2 separate regions of the Homo sapiens genome follow, and region 2 is linked to region 1. Evidence: chromatin loops called from intact Hi-C (ENCODE). Cell type or tissue: dorsolateral prefrontal cortex. All regions are shown on one strand.

The links. A loop is a pair of places that touch in the nucleus more often than their neighbours do. Peaks named below come from ENCODE experiments on the same cell type or tissue, not always from the same donor. Only the 100,000 strongest peaks of a DNase experiment are listed, where the experiment ranks them.
Region 2: a loop joins it to region 1, with 5 times the contacts of the local background. A loop is called at or near these places in 6 of 110 quality-filtered maps.

The regions. Positions count from the first base shown.
Region 1 is chr13:83,771,071-83,773,570 of GRCh38, forward strand. All of the region lies in intron 3 of LOC105370286 (a long non-coding RNA gene), which reads right to left. Among named protein-coding and RNA genes, the nearest start is that of SLITRK1, 110 kb to the right of the region's middle. In dorsolateral prefrontal cortex, no CTCF peak of the experiment used is centred here; no DNase peak of the experiment used is centred here; H3K27ac peaks cover 1,680 bases.
Region 2 is chr13:83,881,178-83,883,677 of GRCh38, forward strand. SLITRK1 (SLIT and NTRK like family member 1) reads right to left here and starts at 1,297. Exons shown (of 2, transcript NM_001281503.2): 1 at 827-1,297; 2 at 1-383. The coding sequence starts at 330. In dorsolateral prefrontal cortex, CTCF peaks have their summits at 996 and 1,310; DNase peaks (open chromatin) are centred at 944, 1,244 and 2,074; H3K4me3 peaks cover 2,500 bases; H3K27ac peaks cover 2,500 bases.

The DNA of each region.
Region 1 (2,500 bases):
CTCATCTACAATAACACCAAAAAGATTAAAATAGCAAAAAAAAATTGGTTTTAATAAGCAAAGTCTTTGAATAGACATTTCTCCAAGGAAGACATACAAATGACCAGCAACTATATGGAAAGATGCTCAACATCACTAATTATCAGGAAAATGCAAATTGAAACTGCAAAATGCTATCACCTCACAACTGTTAGAATGACTATTGTCCTAAAGATAAAAGGTAAGTGTTGACAAGGATGTGGAAAAAAAAGAAACCCTTGCATACTTGGTAAGAACGTAAAATATTTCATCCATTGTGGAAAACGCTATGAAGGTTCCTCAAAAAATTAAAAATGTAACTACCATGTGATGCACCATTCCCACTTCCGAATATACATTCAGAAGAGTTGAAATCAGAAACTCAAAGAGATATTACCACTCCATGTCCATTGAAGCATTATTTACAATAGCCAACATGCAGAAACAATCTAACTGTCCACTGAAAGATAAATAGATAAAGAATATATGGTTTACACATTAAATAGAATACTACAAAAGAAGGAAATTCTTCAATATTTGACAACATGGATGAATTTGGAGAACAGTATAACCCAGTCACAGAAAGACAAATATTGCACGATTCTACTTACTTAGGGGGGCATCAAAAATCATCAAATGTATAAAGTCAAAGAATGGATTGGTGGTTACCAGGAGCTGGGAAGAAGGGAATATGGAAAGTAGCTAATCATGGAGCATAAAGGTTCAGCCAAGCAAGTAAAATAAGCTCTAGGGATCTGCTGTACAACATTTTACCTGTTATCAACCACGTATTGTATACTTAAAAATTTGAGAGAGTAGATCTCATGTTAAGTGTTCCTACCATAGTAAAACACAAAGGAAAAAATAGACATTTCAGGAATGTTTGTTTCAAATTTATTTCCATCTGAAAACATTGAGGGAAAAAATAAACTCATTCAATTCTGGACTACAGTCAATATGTAGAAATGCTTTTCCTTCATCTGATATAATTTTATTTATTTTTATTTTTTAATTGACAAGTATAAATTTTATATAGTTATACACACCATTATGTTTTGATATATTTATACATTTGTGGAATGGCTAAATTGTGCTACTTAACATATACATGATCTCACATACTTCTTTTTTAGTGAGAAAACTGTAAAATCTACTCTTCAAACAATTTTCAAGTATGCAATATATTGTTATTAACTATAGTTGCCATAATGCCAATACATCGCTTGAACTTATTTATTTTGCGTGACTGAAATTTTGTTCCTTTTACCAACATCTTTTCAATCTCCGTAGCCCCAGCCTCTGGAAATCATTATTTTACTCTCTGGTTCTATGAGTTTGACATTTTTAGATTCCCATGAGTAGAATCTTAAATGGCATCCTTGAGAGAAAATTCCAAGAAAGAAAATTCTAATTTCCCTGACGATTCTATATTTTCTAGCTTATGGTCATTTACATTCCTAAAAAAAATCATCATAAGAACTGACATTTATTTGATACTTGCATTTGTCTGTTTTCACGTTGCTAATAAAGACATATCCAAGACTGGGCAAATCACAAAAGGAAGAGGTTTAACTGGACTTACAGTTCCACCTGGCTGGGGAAGCCTCACAATCATGGTGGAAGACAAGGAGGAGTAAGTCCCTTCTTAAGTGGATGGCAGCAGGAAGAGAGAGAATCAGGAAGACCCAAAAGCGCAAACCCCTGATAAAACCATCAGAGCTCCTGAGACTTATTCAACACCACGAGAACAGTATGGGGGAAACCGGCCCCATGATTCAATTATCTCCCACCGGGTCCCTCCCACAACACGTGGAAATTATGGGAGCACAATTCAAGATGAGATTTGGGTGGGGACACAGACAAACCTTATTAATATTTACTTGTGTTAAGTCAGAGAATGCTAAGAGTCTGAAATTTTACCTTATTTTCAAGCAACAAGGCAGCCAAGTACAGTTACATATTCACACATATAACAGAAGAAAAGAACCTGGGTCAGAGACATATACTATTTTTAGTTATTTATTCAGTTAGAAACAGAGTCTCCCTCTGTCGCCCCAGCTGGAGGGCAGTCTTGTGATTTTGGCTCACTGCAACCTCCACCTCCTGGGTTCAAGTGATTCTCTTGCCTCAGCCTCCCGATTACAGGTGCACGCTGCCATGCCTGGCTAATTTTTTGTGTTTTAGTAGAGACGGGGTTTCACCGTGTTGCCCAGGATGGTCTAGTACTCCTGAGCTCAGGCAATCCACCCACCTCAGCCTCCCAAAGTGCTGGGATTATAGGCATGAGCCACTGCGCCCGGCCATTTACTGTTTATTATTCACAGCAAAATAATATCAGCAGTTCCCTGTGCCCCAAATTTTGCAGGACTTGTCAGCACAGGTGAGGAAGCATGAACTTTAGAAGATTCTGACCTTCAGTGGGGCTGCCTGTTATTTTCTCAACCTCTTTTATAGAGAGATTAACATTACTAGTTACCCTGGA
Region 2 (2,500 bases), 110 kb after region 1:
CCTTTTCACCAGCTGCAGCCCCAGAAAAGCCCCCGGAACGATTTCATGCAAGCCATTGTTTTCCATGTGCAAACTAACCGCATTATAAAAGTTAGCGAACTCATTAGGGAAAAGTCGAGTGAGGGAATTGCCATGCAGAAATAAATGGTAAAACTGGGAAGTCGGGGCAGTGAAACGCTGCAGACTTGTGAAGCCCTTTTTTTCACAGTCTACGTGTAGGTCCCCTTCTATCTCATTGCAGGAACAGATCTTCTCTTTGCAAACGTCCCCTGTAACGTTTCCAGCGGCAAAACAAAGAGACGTCTCCAGCAACAGAATCCAAAGCAGCATTTTTAAAGCGAGCAATTCATCCCCGATCTCATCACAAAGTAACAGCGACCATCCTGCTCGCCACAGACACAATTCAAGTTCATTTAGTGCTCCAATGTCCGAAGCCAGGAAAGGAGAAGAAAAGGGTTTGGGGGGGTGGGGGTGGATTCCTTCCTCCCTAACCCCCCCGCACTGCAATAGCCCAGACGCCAGTCAATAATTATATCCACAAACTATCCAGGCACGTAGTGCAAGGCAAGCAAAGAAAAAAAAAAAAAAAAAAAAGTAGGAAAAAAACCCCACTCCCCCACAACACTTTAAAAATAACAGAAAAAGAAGTTAAATATATACATATAAATTAAAAGTACACCCTTACAGAATCTCATCTACTGATCTTCACTGATCAGAAATGAAACAATGCTAGTAATTAGAAGCAAGTGCATGTTAGAGAAACAAGCAGAGGGTTTGCAGCGTAGTACAGGCGCACTGCCTGTGCATGGCTGTGCGTCGGACTGACCTTGCCTCTCTGATACAAAGCAGGGTTTTCCGCGGCTTCTGTTGTTGAGGCTGCTGGTGGAGTTCTTGCTGTGGTTGCGGGTTGCCCAGAAGTCCCCCCGAGGTGCTGTCCAGTTCCCCCGGTGCTGAAATCACGCCCGACCGAAGGACTCACGCTGCCCAGCCAATGGCGCTGGAAAATTTCCGCAATCGCTGCGTTTTGTGGTTGTCCATCCTTTTCCTTTCCTCCCCTTCGGTCCTCTTAAGGCTTTTTTTTTTCTTTTCTGTGCTCTCGCTCTCGCTTACTAGCTCTTCTTTTCCTGTTCTCCTTCTCTTTCTTCTGCTCTTTCGGAATTACGTGGAGGGGGGCGGAGGGCGGGGGGCGAGTTGTCTGAGGGAGGAAGAGAGCGCGAGAATGAGGGGAGGGGGGCGGAGAAGAGAGTTGCTAAGAAGCTCTGCTCGTTCCAGCCTGGTGCACTCTGAAAGATCTGACACCCTCTGCTGATCTGCAGTAGCAAAAATCCATCTGGCTAGGGAATGCTGAAAGAAAAAAAAATCAATCCACGTACAGGGCAAGCGTTAAAAATGTGGGCATAAAAGGCTGACGATCTACATAGATGCTTATTTTAAATGGATTATTTGATTATTTTTGCGTGCTGGAAACTTTACCCTTTCCTTTCCTTAACGAGTTCACAGCCCCCACCAGCTCCACCATTCGGAAAGGAGTGCTTTTAAAACATTTATTTCCCAATGGCTTGAATAAAATTAGTGTCAGGGTGTCAAGCGAACAGCAATTTGAGGTAATTATACTGCACGCCATTTTCATCGGTTCTTTAAATGCATTTCTTCCTTCTCTGCGGCACAGTGTTTTACGCTATTTGATGTCTTTGAAACATTTCTTTTGGTATGTTCAAAGTGGCTTTCGGAACATATATGTTACATAATATCATAATTGAGTATGAATTTTTTTGCAAGGTATATAAATTAGGCATATACTTTTTAAAACTTGCAGAAATTTAGTCAATTTGGTCATTGAGAGTTAGGTTCTTTGATATTTCTTGAATGTTATTTAACTCTGGAGGGTGAAACACAATGCATGCTGAAGTCCTTGATTCCAGTCCCGAAAGCTTTAACTGAGAACCGGAAAAGAAGGGAGAGGGGGCAGGGAAAAATCCCAAGATGATTTGTGAGTGCTGTTAAAAACCCACTGGCAGGCAGGCGCGCGCACACTACACGCACGCACACACACACACACACCCCACTGACAAAGTTTTCACATCAGTTTGAACTAATTTAAATGTTTACAAGTAAATAACCAGTTGCATTTTGAGAGGAGGAGATAGAAATCTCTGGACTCTAAAGCTCAGCGAGAACGCTCTCTGCAGGTAGCCGGCAGCTCCTCTTCGCGCAGATGCTTGTTGGGTCACTGATGCTGGGGAAACACGAAGCTCAGGCTTTTTCCAGTTAAGGAAACAACAGATTCCAAACTCTGAGCTTATAAAAATCCAGTAATATCACCTTCTGGGATGGAAGAAAACGTGAACATGCTGCTTCCGTGAAGCCTCTTTTGCTGACTTTTCCTTTCAGAGTCGACACCTTTTCACATCAATACGTCCTAAAATATTTATAGATCATTTTAGGATTTGAAATTTTTAGGTCTTTTAAATAGAGTTACTGTTTGGCCCTTTCTTCACTC